Regions from separate parts of the Homo sapiens genome. Here region 1 is linked to region 2. A link is a contact called in ENCODE Hi-C or POLR2A ChIA-PET data. All regions are on one chromosome and are shown on one strand. The core of a region is the stretch at or near the end of the contact, and the rest is flanking DNA. Distances in the headings are between cores, read along the strand shown. Region 1 overlaps LOC105369844 (a long non-coding RNA gene). Region 2 has its middle 50 kb from the start of PHLDA1-AS1.

Region 1 (7,409 bases), core at 49-2,548, 350 kb before region 2:
AAGTCACAGGGAGAAGAAGTAAAAGAGCCAGCAGTCAAGAGTTAAAGATAAGCAGATAACAGGAAGCAGACAGTAAGTCCCGCCTACTCCACTTTGGAGGGAAAGAAAGAAAAAGGCACAATGATAGCAAGGAAGGATGATGCTACTATTTTATTTTTTGGTGTGTTTCTGTTAAGACTGAAACAATTTGTGAGTACCTTAGTGGACAAACAGAAATGAACCAGTAGAAAGGGAAACTGTAAAAAATGTAACAGAGATGTGATGATTATTGGATCAACACCCTCTACACTGTGGCCTCCAAACTAAACTGTTTTACATCTCCTCCTGCCCTTTGTCCCAACATTTCACAGAGCATGTGGGAAAGGAAGTCAAAATAAGAGAAATAAGAGAAAGCTACATGCTCCATTGTCCATCACCATTTCCCCAGCCGAGAGTAGATTGGAGTGAAGAGAAAGGGAAGTTTTGCCCCGAATAAGGGATTAATGTTCTGAAATAAATTGTCCTTGAGTTTGGAAGGCTTGAAAATGGATTTTTTTTTTTATGTCTGAAATTGCCCTAAGAAGCAGTGAGATTCACTGGTGGTAAGGCAGAGGGAAGGATGAGGCCAAGGTTCAACCAAACTTAAAGACAATTAGGCAAAAGGAATAAGCTTTAGTGATCTATTGTACAGAATGACTGTAATAAATAACAATGCAGTACATATTTCAAAATTGCTCAGAGAGTAGACTTTAAATGTTTTCACCACAAACAAACGGTAAGTATGGGAGCTGATGAATCTGTTAATTAGCCTTATTTAATCATTTCGCAATGTAAACATAGATCAAAATATCACTTTGTACCCCATAATATACACAATTATTATTTGTCAATTAAAAATAACATTTAGAAAAAAACTTAAAGACAATAATGAGAGAGAAAAAAAGCTGGCTAGTGATTTCTCCTGTAGTGGATGCTGTGGTTTTCCACCTAGTCTCTCTCCATAACCTTCTCAGGGCTGAAGCTCTCATTTCTCCAGTATTGTGGGTGTTGGCAGCTGCCTGCTCTTAGCTTTCTCAGGTTTGCCTAAAGCCAAAGACAATCACCCTTCTGAGGTCATACTTCCTTCCTGTGTCCCATGACTGGCCTGTGTAGAACACTGTGAAGGGCCCACCTGATTCCAGAGCTCCCTACGGAATGAAGTGAGGCCTTGGCCTTGACTGCCATTCAGCTTATCCTTTTACCCCAGGATTTCTCAAATTCAGCACTATTGACATTTTGACCTGGATGATTCTTTGTTGTGGTGGCCACTCTGTATATTACAGGGTATTTAGCAGTGTCCTTGGCCTCTATCCACTAGATGCCAGTATGTCTCCAGATGTTGCTAAATATATCCTGGGGTTCCAAACCTTCCCAGTTGAGAACCATGATGCAATCCTGCCCTTTTGACAGTACCCCCTGAGGCGCTGATCCTAAGAGCATTCCCCAATAAACTTCCTGCATACAAATCACCAGATCTGTAGCGCACGCAACAAATTCAGTTCACTCAATAAACACATGTTTATTTATTAGTAAAGTATACCTGTACTACTGTAATTATATCATAAACACTATAGAGCATAAACAAAGAATAATTTAAGGTGAGATAAAAAAATAAACATAATTAGTAGTTCTAGCATTTTCCCCTACTCCTCAAAAGAATGTTTACTAGCACCTTCTAGGGAGCCTAAACCCTACATTGGAGATCAGTACCCTGGGAGCTGGGAGACATCAACAAAAAGAATGTAGGTGGAGTGTTCAGCCTTACTAACACTGAGTTAAGGGAAAACAGGGAGGATACTTAAAATAAAAATACTAGGGGTGACATGGTGATGGGCGGCAAGGTGGAAAAAGTCTGGTTTATATCCAGATGGTATTGATCACTTCAATAGGTATTAGATAAAAGGGACTTGTAGCTAAATAAAGGTCATGTCTTACAGTGTCTACAAATTACCTACTTAAATTCCTATGAAAAAAAAGTAAAACGAAACTTTAAAAGGTAGCAAAGGTAATGAGAAGTAAAGATAAGAAAGACCATGAATCAAAAGTTCAGAGGGAATTGCTTTTAGTTGTATCATTATTGGTAGGCCAGGCGCAGTGGCTCGCGCCTCTAATCCCAGCACTTTGGGAGGCTGAGACATGCAGATCAATTGGGCCCAGGAGTTTGAGACCAGTCTGGGCAACATGGTGAAACCCTGTCTCTACAAAATATACAAAAATTAGACTGGTGTGGTTGTACGTGCCTGTAGTCCCAGCTACTCAGGAGGCTGAGGTGGGAGGTTCACCTGAGCCTGGGGAGTGAGAGGCTGCAGTGAGCCATGATCGTGCCACTGCACTCCAGCCTGGGTGACAGAGACTTTGTCTCAAAAAAAAAAAAAAAAACAAAAAAGTATCGTTATTGGATTATAGATAAATTCTTGAACTTCCAACGCATTCTTTTACCTCTAAACTTAACATTAGGCCATCACAACATTTTATGAGCTTATTAAAATAATACCATACCATTAGAAATAAATAGAAATTTTTAGAGATTCACACAGAAACTGACAGATAATTGTAGTAAGATACTTCATTCCATTATCAGTCCATTTTAGACGAAGTAGTAAAAATAAATGAGATACAGGCTTTGAATAATGTTAAGTAATAATGTTGAAAACATGTTTTTCCCATTTACATTTAAGGCCTAAGTTTCTAACCACTCTTGGAGCATTCTTCAGCTTTTTCTGAAAGTGAGAGAGTTTCAGGGTAATAATCCATGTATCCTCAGGACCAAGTCCCTCATAGATAGAGCTATAGAGGCCAGGTACGGTGGCTTACACCTGTAATCCCAGCACTTTGGGAGGCCAAGGCGGGCAGATCATGAGGTCAGGAGATGGAGACCATCCTGGCCAACATGGTGAAACCCCATCTCTACTAAAAATACAAAAATTGGTTGGGCATGGTGGCGTGTGCCTGTAATTCCAGCTACTCAGGAGGCTGAGGCAGGAGAATCTCTTGAACCAGGGAGTCAGAGGTTGCAGTGAGCCAAGATCGCGCCACCGCACTCCAGCCTGGCAACAGAGCAAGACTCCATCCCCCCCCAAAAAAAAAAAAAAAAAATAGATGAATCTATACACCTCTGTGTATTCTAGAAAAGCATGGGACAAGCTCTTTTCTCAAACACGACAGTAAATGTGTATTTAATATTATATCAAAAGAAAAAACAAGAAATAATTTAAGAGAAACTTGATTGGAACATTCTATTTTTTTGGTAGTCAAAAAGTAAAATAAAACAATCAACAGCAAGATTGATCAGCCTAACTACCTAAAACAAAGCAATCATCAAAAACAAATAATATGTACTCAAGTTTATGTCAATAAAATGTAAACCTTAGATGAAACTGATACATTCCTAGAGAAATATAACCTACCAATACTGACTTACCAAAAAAAACTTTGTATTATAACTGTTAAGTTGACTAAGCATTTAAAAATCTACATTCAAGGAATAAATGAGCTGAAATAAATTTACAAGGTGAATTCCACCAAACATTCAAAACCAGGTTACCCCAATCTTATTAAAACCCTTAAAAAATGAACAAAGAGGGAGCAAACATTCTCTAACTCAAATTCACAGGAAAAAAAAAAAAAAAAGGACATGGAGGGCCAAGCTACAGAAGAAACGCAAAATACAAATGAACATATTAAAAAAGATCCAACTGCACTATAAGCTACAAATTCAAATTAAAACCGTAATTAGGTGCCAGTTTTGCTTCTCAAATTTGCAATTACTTTGTGGGTACAGTGCATTGAAGACTGGTAAGGGAACAAATTGTTACAACTTTTATAGAGAGCAACAGGAGAAATCTGGCAAGATGTATCAAAAGCCCTTTAAAATGTATATTTTAAATAGTTATTCTACTTATAGGAATGTATTTTTAGCAAATAAAAAGAATTGTGGGCAAATAGGGATGTCTATTACAATATGATTAAAAATAAGAATCAATTAAAATTATAATATTCATATGTGGGAGAATTCTTAAATATATCCTAATATATTCATTCAAAAGAGTGGTTTGCACCATATAAATAATATAAGGAATTGAAATAATTCAAAGAATATTTAGCAACATACAAAAAATATGACACAATATTATATATGCATAGAATACAAAACTAGAGATGAAACATAACCCCACTTTGTATGAAAAACACTGAAGATTAAGACATTAAAGACATCAAAACATTGATAGAGATTGATATGGTTTGGCTGTGCCCCCCGCAAATCTCATCTTGAATTGTAGTTCCCATAATCCCCACGTGTTTTGGGAGGGACCTAGTGGGAGGTAATTTAATCACAGGTGCAGTTACCCTCATGCTGTTCTCGTGATAGTGAGTGAGCTCTCACGAGATCTGATGGTTTTATAAGGCACTTTTTCTCCTTTTGCTCAGCACTTCTTCTTGCTACTGCCATGTGAAGGACGCGTTCGCTTCCCCTTCCACCATAATTGTAAGTTTCCTGAGGCCTCTCCAGCCCTGAGGAACTGTGAGTCAATTAAACCTCTTTCCTTTATAAATTACCCAGGCTCAGGTATGTCTTTATTAGCAGCATGAGAACAGACTAATACAGAGGTTATTTTTATGTCGCTAAGAACATATGTGATTTTTTTATTCCTTTGTTTTCCCCAAGTTTTCTGCGAGTATATATCACCTTATAACCAGAAGAAAAAAAATAGTCTTTTTAAGGATCTGATGAACTTATCTATGGTGTAAGGGTTATAACTAGAGTAGGGATTAAATAGAACAAATGGAAAAACTTTGACTTATCACTTTAGGAAACATTGCAACAGAATTAAGAAGAATAAGTAAAAAACACAAACTATTTGGAGCTGGATAGACATAGTTTTTTTTTCTTAAATAAAAAAAAAGTATTATTATTTTTATTCAGTCTTACTCTGTCACCCAGGCTGGAGTACAGTGGGGTGATTATGGCTCACCGCAGCCTTGACCTCCCCAGGCTCAAGCAAGCCTCCCACCTCAGCCTTCCCAGCAGCTGGGACCACAGGCAAGCACCACCACACTCGGCTAATTTTTGTACTTTATTTTTTTTAGAGACAGGGTTTTGCCATGTTGCCCAGGCTGGTCTCGAACTCCTGGGCTCAAGTGATCCACCTGCCTCAGCCTCCCAAAGTGCTGGGATTACAGGCATGAGCTACTGCACCCAGCCTAGACATAGATTTCAGTCTCGATTTAACTACCTATTAAATATGTCATATTTGGAGCTTTCTTATCTACAGGCTAAATACCCTTCCTTGCATGACTCTTGTCTGAAACTGAGTTGACATAGTCAATGGGCCTGGCATGATGTCTAATGTAGAGTAGATTTTCCAAAAAAGTTTCATCATGTCCCCTTACTGATACCTAGATCTTACCTTTTGATAGCTCAGCCTTAATCTTTTGCCTAAGATCAAGTTAATGTTGCCAGTATTTCCACTATGATCAATTAAAACTTGATTCCATAAGGCCTCATCTATGTAAGGTAAATTTAAAATGACATTTGGCACAGCTGAATACAAAAATACATCTCCTTCCATAATTAATAAAGACAGGAAATAATTTATTCAAAGAGGACTGAAAAAAAAAGTTACCTGAATTGACAATTATTTGAGCTTACGAATCATTTCATTTAGAAGTCAAACCAGTTGTACATGGAGATGACTAAAGTGGGTCAATGTATTGATTAGATAATACCCTAGTTATCCATTTTCTTCCCTATCAGGAATTTGTAAAGGACAAAAATTTCCACATTGTTGTGAAAGGCAAAATTAGAACACTTCTCACTGAACTATTACATAAACTGTTCTTGCATGCTCTAATTTTATTTAAAATTAGAAATAGCTTCAGGGGTATTAATAGAATCAATAAATAGTGATATGTAATCAATATTTGATGTTGATAATTTTTTATTGATTTTACTGTGTTGATTATAAAGAACTTAAGGGAACTCTAGGCACCATGTTTCCAAAATATCTGGCTTGTTTAAATATACACAAAACAGAGCTATACACTAGTACATAAATAATCTAGATTAAGACAACTGTTTGTACAATGATTTTGTAGTGGCCTATATTTTTATCATCTCAAGCAAACATTCTTTGTCATGAGTCCTTGAATAAATGAAGAAAATATCTCGGTGAAAAGAAAATGAATTTTGCTTTTTTTGGGCATAACATTTTATTTCTTTCTATCACAAAGCTGAAAAATTGAGCAGTGATGCTTGTCAGCTTATTCTTTTCAGCTGAATGGAATGGAAAATCACACAAAATTGAACACAGAAACTGCCTTGACCTTCTCAATTGCCTGAAAATGGAAGTGTTTATTCAAGCATTTACATGGTGGCCCTGGCTCATGGTGCCTTTGATTAATATAAACTGTTTTTCTAAGATAAGCAGCTCAAGGCATATGCTTTCTTCACTTCATCTCTGCTAAACTTCTCCATCTAGCACAACTTAGAGGCCCTGAAAAAAAATCATTTGTTTGTCCTTTCTCACCTGGACTCCTGTAACAGGAACCCAGCAGATCTGTAGGCTTGCCCTCCTGTCATTTTATGATCCATTCTCCACAGAGCACTGGAGCCATCTTTATAAAATGCAAATCAGCTTCTCTTCCTTCCTTAGTTAAAACACTCAAATGGCAGCCGATCATAATTAGAATAAAATCTGAACCTCTTCCACATCTGACTTCATCTTGCACTACTAACCCTTTCCTCACTGGGCTGTAACTATACTCTCCTTTTTACTGTTGTTCAATCACACTAAGTTCATTCCCACTGCAGGAACTTGGCCTTGCTATTCTCTGTGCCAGGAATGCCTTGCTCCTAGACTTTACCACATCTGCCTTCTTTTTTGCATTCAGGTCTTGGCTCAAATATCATCTTTTCAGAGAAATCTTCTAACTTTCTAATCCAAAGTGGAACTCCCCTGCTCCCCGTTACTTTCTGTAGGTCTGTCATTGTTGTTTCCATACCACTTATTACTAGCTGGCATTATTTTATCCTTTATTTTCTTATTTATTGTTTTCTACTCTTCACTAAAATTTCATCTCCATAAAGGCAAATATCTTGTTGATTGTATTCACTGCAGTATTCTTAACATCCAGGATAGTGACTAACACATACTGTTCTGTTTGTAAATAGTTTTTACATAAACATTCATCTGTGCAACTAATCAATTGAAGTTTTTTTATTTACAAGCAACAGAAACTAACTCCAGTGAACTGGAGCAGAAAAGTACCTATTGAAAAACATGTTGAATTTTATGTGTCAACTTGATTGGGTTACTGGGTGCCCAGATATTGGGTCAAACATTATTCTGGGTATTTCTATAATGGTAGTTTTGGATGAGGTTAATATTTAA
Region 2 (7,518 bases), core at 1,097-3,596:
CACAGATCATTTAACTCTATTTGCAGCTCAGGAACCCCAGAGCACAGGAGACAGACCACTGAAAATTTCGTGCTTATTTTACCTCTTCACTGTCATTACTTTAAACATGTGTCTTAGCAGGAGTATTATTAGTTCATGACACAGTAGACATGGATAAGCATTTTTATGGAATTTTAGGGTGGGGAGAGAATAGATATATACCACTCTAGCCCAAAGTCATCCTGTGGTCGCTACTTAATACAAGTGAATTACATAGTGCCACCGGCAGAAGATGGAATTGATACTGCTTTACAAAATAACAACCTTGCATACATAGGTGGTAAGAAAAGCAAGGAAATGACTACCACAAAAATCAGGGTAGTGGATACCTCAAGACAGGAGAAGGGAGGTACGTCTAGAAGGTAAACAAAGGAGGGACGTCTGGGCTGGCCATGTTCCATTTCTTGATGGAGGGTATTCACTTTGTAATTATTCATTGTACTATACACTTATGCCTTCTGTTTGCATATTCTATTTCATAATTTTTAAAGGTTTAAAAAAAAGAAAATAATAACCTCTCTTCATTGAGAAAATAATACTTTGCTGTAGGTTTCAGCCCTAGGTATTGCAACATTACCATCATCCTCAGTTGATGTTCTTGTTCCTCCCATAGATTTTTATTCTGGAAGAAGAAGAGGAGGGTAGTATTTTTTTTTTTTTTTTTAAGACAGAGTCTCACTCTGTCACCCAAGGCTGGAGGCCAGTGGCACGATGTCGACTCACTGCAATCTCTGCCTCCTGGATTCAAGAGATTCTCTGCCTCAGCCTCCCGAATAGCTGGGATTACAAGTGCCCGCCACCACGCCTGGCTAATTTTTGTATTTCTAGTAGAGATGGGGTTTCACCACTCTGGCCACGCTAGTCTTGAACTCCTAACCTCAAGTGATCTGCCCACCTCGGCTTCACAAAGTGCTGGGATTACAGGCATGAGCCGCTGTGCCTGGCTAGGAGGGTGGATTTTTGAAGAGCCACAGGTAGACTGCTGTTAATACTCCTGTATAGATAACATACCAGGGAATGTTTTAATACAGGAATATGCTTGAGATATATACACACAAACATAATACACACACACACACACACACGTAATTTTTTTTTTTTTTTTTTTAGAGAGAGACAGGGTCTTACTATGTTGCCCAGGCTGGTCTCAAACTCCTGGCCTCAAGCAATCCTCCCGCCTGGCCTCCCAAAACGCTGGGATTATAGGTGTGAGCTACTGCATCCAGGCTTTTGGGGTATATTTCAAAGAGTCCAATTACTCTTGAGTCAGAACTCAGTGAAGCTCTACAAGATACCAAAATGTTCTCCAAGGGGTACGCAGCATTCGCAAATCAGAGTCATCAGATGCAAAGAAAGGGAATACAAATGGGCTTATGAAATCATTGGAAAAAATACACAATTTTTCAGGAAATATTAAGAACTCAGTTCCTCCTCCAATTCAGGGCATAGCAGAGCCTCAGGGCCTCTATGTGAAGAAAATCCCTCCTGTGTTTGGCATCTGAGTGACTCACCCAGAAAACCATCCACTGCGTGCAGCAAAGAGGAAATGAATCATGGAAGCTTCTGACCTTTGCACTTGTCATCTCTGCACAGGGAAACCACCCACAGACAGTCTCAGCAGAACTGGAGTCAGGGCAGTCAAACAAAGCACACACAGAAATGATGCAAATTCACTGGCAGGGAAGAGCAAGAGAATCAGGGCAAGAGAACGCAGCTCAGGGGTTGCAAATACAGGATAAACATTGGTTTTGTGATACAGAAAACTTAGCAGTTGAAACGGCATTGAGGATGATTTGGCAGTGCCCACTGACCTGTTGTTTTAAGCAGGAATCTGAACCCTTACCCTGCTGGCTGGGGGTGGGAGTGGAGTGGAATGGCATGGAAGAAAACAATGACCTTTGAATCTCCATCTTATATTTGGTATTTGGAGAATTTGCTTGGCTTGCGTTAGAGGAAGTAGGCCAAACTAATGCCAGTATGAGAGTTGGAATGGATTTGATAGAGTCACATTTAAGAAGATGAAAGCCAACGACTGCATTTTGAAAAGGCCATGAGTTCACAATAACTGGTCCAGGAGTACTAACACAATCTGAAGAATTATCTACAGCCATAGTCCAATACTTCACGTTGTGATTTGTTTTAAACAAAATCAGAATGCCTTTAAAATGCTAATTTGGAAGATAACTATAGTTCATCCTAAAACATGTACAGAGTAGAAAGCAAACACCTAGCGAGGACAGAAGGGCAAACCTCAAACTGCCTACATTACTGAATACAAGTGCATCAGGACTGTACGCTGAGATGCGATTGCTCTCAGCTTGTCTGCTCACCCATCAATGATGAGGGGGATAAGTGACTACCTACTGAGTTGCAGAGTTCAAAGGCATTTCCCTTCACCCCAAGGTGAGTTTTAAATGCAATTTCCCTTCTCACATGGGTCTACAAAGTACAGCTTCCTAAATACCTTTTTTAAAAAGAATATACCATCCCTCAAAAAACATCACCCAGGCCTTTGCCCTCAGGATAAACTTGGCAAGGAAACCTTGTCCTTACTAGTTAGAAGACTGGGAATTAGGCACTCGTATGCCACACAGTTTAATACGGAGCTCTCTCCTGTGCTTGATAACTCAGGCTGATAGAAGACATTGGATATTGGATGGTGTTCTGGTCACAGCTCAAGAAGGAAGATTTGGGGCTGATCTTAGAAACTTCCCTGTCCCTTCCATCCCACTTCTCACTCTGGCTACCTTCATCTTCTCTCTTCTTACCCACTTCAACATCACTTTACTTTAGAGAAAGGAGATTAGTCATTTCCAAGTAGAGAGGCAGCATTTATTGCCCTGCACCCTGTAGTTGCCCTTAGCATTTACCAACGGAAATGGAAGTGATTCAGTCTTCTCTCACATCACAGAACTATAGTGTGATCCTTTGCACACCGTTAAGTGATTTACATACAAGTGGTACCAGGGAGTGCTAGTATTCTCTTTCCACTCCCTTATGAAGTTCCATCCCCACTTCTATCAGTATATGCAACTAATGAACTAGTATATTTCTGCAATAATAATAATTTTTAAAACAGCTATCATAAATTTGATATTTACCATATGCCAGGTACACTGCTAATTTTTTTTTACAAACATTAATCCTTTTAATCTTCATAGTAACCATATTAGATTGGTGCTATTTTCATCCCCACTTCAGATGGGAAATGATGAGTTTAGGGGATTGTGTAACTTGCCCAAAATCAAGCCAAAAGGTAAAGGAGCCAGGATTTAAGCCCAGAGCTGTTCACCTCCAGAATCTGAGCTCTCAGCCACCACACTATAGGCCCTAGGAGGCTGAGGGCAGGAAAAGAAGCAACTGAATTCTATTTGTTGCTACAGTGATTCTGGTCACCTTTTCTTTATGTAATCATAGCAGGCAGTAGACGGGAAACATAATGAAGTCTTATTTCCAAGAGGACATCTCAGCTGTCATCTATGAATTTTCGATATTTCTTTCTTATGTATAAGAAATGAGAAAGGAAGAAAGACAGCAGCAGAAGCCCTAGAAGTTTGTAGCCTTATTTCCCTATTCCTGGATAATGGGGAATTTGACCTTTCTGAAAAGATGGTCTTTCAAGCTTGACCAATAAAAGCCCCATCAGAAACACCTCATCAAGCACACATAGAAAGGGGCCAATTGGGTTCAACTTCTCATTGGGAATTCATCGTCTGACCTTCTGTTGGGAACAACATTTACGATAAGATAAATCACACTCTCATCTTCTCCCACCATTTTGAACCGGAACTAACCTATCAACAATTTAGTGAGCATCTGTCATGTGCATTGAGACTATCACGATTACTTTGTAGCAATCACAGAAAAATTAGACAGTCTGTCTTTAATTAGTGCATGTTCCCCATAGCTTGGCATTTAGTAGCTAGTTTATTGCAGATGTACAGTACAATTGGTTTCTGGTTCAGGACCTCATTATGTTCAAGACAATACATACACATATATACATATTTATTTTTTAAATCAGCAGCTTAGAGATTCGAGATTTCTTTACGTTAATCAAAGTTCTGACTCTGGGAATAGAAAAAGACAACCCAACTTTTAGATTTCAAATGAATGTCACGGTTGTTAGAAATTTTCTAGGAAAACTAAAATCTTTAGGAAAAGAGAAATGAATTGTATTGATTCTCTTTTGCTGATTTAGTGGGTGTTTGTTTGTTTTTGACGGAGTCTCGCTCTGTCGCCCAGGCTGGAGTGCAGTGGCGCAATCTCTGCTCACTGCAACCTCCATCTCCTGGGTTCAAGTGGTTTTCCTGCCTCAGCCTCCAGAGTAGCTGGGACTACAGGAATGTGCCACCACGCTCGGCTAATTTTTTGTATTTTTAGTAGAGACAGGGTTTCACCGTGTTAGCCAGGATGGTCTTGATCTCCTGACCTCATGATCCACCCGTCTCGGCCTCCCAAAGTGCTGGGATTACAGGCATGAGCCACCACTCCCGGCCTCGCTGATTTAGTTTTAAACCCCATAGTGTAACAGGAAGAACTATCTTCAAGGATTCAGGTTTTGAAACTAGATCTAGTTCATATCCTGGTTCCTACACTTACTAGCTAGCTATAAGTTGAGCAAGTTATTTAAGCCCTCTAAGCATCCATCTCCATCTATAAAATGGGTTGTATGAACCGAATGAATCTTCTGTCTAAAGCACTATCACAGTGCCTGGCATAGAGTAAGAGTTCCATACACGCAGCTTACAAACAAAAAAAAAAGAGGGAAGGAAGGAAGGGAGGGAGGGAGGGAGGGAAAAATCCTCATTGTATTCTTCCAGTTACCAATTTGCAAACTACAGATGCCAAAGACAGGCTGGCCTACATGAGATAAGACCTGGCAGCACAATAAAGACTCGCCACAAAAATACTGGCTACAAAGCGGATTTTGCTATAAGGAAGGTCTATTTAGGGCCCAACCAAGGGAGCTTAGTGATTACTAAGGCACTCCTTTCCAAGGAAGTGTACCCATATCACATTCCCCATGGAAAACCTGTTGAGACACCAGTGGAAAAAGATTGAGAACCCGCCCTTAACTGAGCATTAGGTGGGAATTTGCCAAGATAATCAACGATAATTGGCATAAAAGAAAAAGGCTTTTGAAATCAGACCCAGCTAATTGGCAGAAAGAGAGGGTCAGACAAAGGGAGCACAAGAACCATGTGAACTGTAGTCTGAGTTCGAGTTAACCCAGAGTCATTAAAAAACATAAACCAAGTAGCTCTCCCACATCCCAATCTCTGCATTAAATAACTTCTTTCCAAAGTAAAGCTAGCGGGAAACTTGCAGGTGGAGTTTGATCATCTCGAAACAAAATATTAAACATAATTGTTATATATCCTATCCCAGCTGTTAATCATGAACTTGGCATAGAGACTGTCAGCAAAACTTCCCCAAATTAAGTTTCATTATTAGGTATGTATAACTGATTTCTGAATGAAACTGAGAAACTCACAAGTAATATAATGAAGGCTTAAAGAAATTCTCCATTCTGAGCCTTATGGAGTAGAGGAGGATAGAAGATAAATACAAAACCTCAGTATATAACAAGCCGTAAAAAATAAAACGGGGGAGGGGGAGGGGGAGGGGGAGAATAAATGGCAAAAAAAAGCCTAAGAGAAAAATTGCCAAGTTCTCACAGAATCTACAGAGAATGAGAGAAGAGAACATAGAAGCTGACAGGAAGAGTCAAGAAGAAAACCGTGGGAAAATGCGAAAGCGCCTTGAGGAGGAGCCAAATTTTAGTGGGTGGGAGAGATGAAATGATAACATCCGCAGGGACAGCCGAGAGGAAAGAGTCAGGAGTCGCCTTGGAGAAAAGAAAGGCTCCTGGAGATGTGGGAGGAGGCTGTGCTTAGTAGGAGCAGGTTCCTAGACATCACGGAGATGAACATGACTGTGGTTGTGGACAAGAGCAACAACACATATCATATAAAGGGCTTTATTGGCCAGGTGCGGTGGCTCATGCCTGTAATCCCAGCACTTTAGGAGATGAGACAGATGGATTGCTTGAGCCCAGGAATTTGAGACTAGCCTGAGCAACATAATGAGACCCCATCTCTATTAAATAAAATAAAAATTAAAAAGAGTTTTTCCACTCCTCCAAGAAAAGATTTTATTTTTTTCCTCCTGAGGTAATTTGTACGAGAGTAATGCCTATATATGTTTTTCTTTTTCTTTGCTTTTATTTTTTGCTTTGTTTTGAGACAAGGTTTCACTCTGCTGGAGTGCAGTGGCACGAGCACCGCTCACTGAAACCTCTGCCTCCCAGGCTCAAGCGATCCTCCCAACTCAGCAAAGGTGAAGGTGACAGAATCCTTGGCCACAGGTGCCTACCACCATATCTGGCTAATTTTTTTTTTATTTTTGTAGAGACCAGGTCTCCCTGTGTTGCCCAGGCTGGTTCCAAACTCCTGGACTCAAGGATCCTCCTACTTTACCTCCCAAAGTGCTGAGATTACAGATGTGAGCCATGCCCAGCCATATATATTTCCTTACAGCTCCTCTGTTATGAGGGGAAGTGGCGAGAATGGGTTAACCTGGGCACACTACAAAAGGCTGTGGGAGGATAACTGGGAGGTGGTGGCATTAAGTGACTCCACCACGCCTTGGCAGCTGGAAGCATGGAGACGTGACCTTCAGCTCAGCTCTTCTACATGCCATCGGAGAGCTCTGACAGCCTGTCTTCCCTGGGATTTGAGAGATCACCAAGCATTGGCAGCTTCCCCTAGTTATCAGTTCCCAAAGACTGTCACAGTCCTCAATCAAGTCCCCCATAGCAGGGTGAAGAACATCTTTTTCTTCCAAATATTCCTCTTTCTCACCCATTCCTCACCCTTACTTTCATTTTCCTTTTCCACTTGAGTGAAACGATGCAATTCCAGATTTTGCTATTGGAAAAGACATATGGAATGCCAATTTGTTTCCACTTGGACATGATGTCAGATAGACATCTAACACTTAACACCTCACATATGAACTTATGATCTTTCCCTATCCCCACCCCTCAAAAAAACCTTGCTGCACTTAAAGTTTCCCCCTTTCACTTAATGCCAACTTCATCCCTCCTTTGACTCTTCTATTTTGCTTATGCCCCATGTCCAGTCCATCCACAAATGCTATTGGCTTACCGTCAGAATACACCAGGCCTCCGGCACTCCTCACTAGCTCCATCGCCTCTCACCTGGACTTTTGCAGTCACCTCCCAGCTGGTCTCCCTGTTTCTGCTCCTGTTCTCTGACACACAGCAAAGCCAGCCACCTGGTCCTCTTAAACTTCAAGAGCAGTCATAGCACTTCTCTGCTCTGAAACTCTCCTGGGATGTCCAGTCTCAGTAGGAGTAAAAGCTAATGGCCTCACAGTGCCCTAAAGGACCCTCCCCATTCATTCTGGTGCCCAGGAGCTCTCCCTCTTCCTCACTTCCACTCCAGCCACTGG

Evidence for each region. Hi-C counts contacts between places; a loop is a spot of excess contacts on that map. ChIA-PET counts read pairs that join two places held with the same protein, here RNA polymerase II (POLR2A). Pooled maps may share reads with other maps.
Region 1: a map of PC-9 shows a loop between it and region 2 (16-fold over the local background). The contact joins two enhancer-like sites. A Hi-C loop is called at or near these places in 4 of 168 maps with a recorded cell type or tissue (HCT116, HepG2, MCF 10A and 1 more) and 6 of 50 pooled maps. POLR2A ChIA-PET finds 5 or more read pairs at or near these places in 4 of 52 experiments (B cell, HEK293, HepG2 and 1 more).

Annotation. Positions count from the first base shown.
Region 1 is chr12:75,622,638-75,630,046 of GRCh38, forward strand. The region is part of intron 9 of LOC105369844 (a long non-coding RNA gene); the gene reads right to left. Among named protein-coding and RNA genes, the nearest start is that of KRR1, 110 kb to the left of the region's middle. Within about 2 kb of position 1,299, at least 3 of the 41 ENCODE cell types and tissues checked have a DNase peak (open chromatin) inside an H3K27ac peak, as active enhancers do; they include HCT116 and PC-9, where a contact is called at or near this core.
Region 2 is chr12:75,976,510-75,984,027 of GRCh38, forward strand. No RefSeq gene overlaps it. Among named protein-coding and RNA genes, the nearest start is that of PHLDA1-AS1, 50 kb to the right of the region's middle. RefSeq lists enhancers at 965-2,164, 1,493-1,662, 1,539-1,683, 1,693-1,742 and a cis regulatory region at 1,604-1,617. Within about 2 kb of position 2,347, at least 25 of the 41 ENCODE cell types and tissues checked have a DNase peak (open chromatin) inside an H3K27ac peak, as active enhancers do; they include HCT116 and PC-9, where a contact is called at or near this core.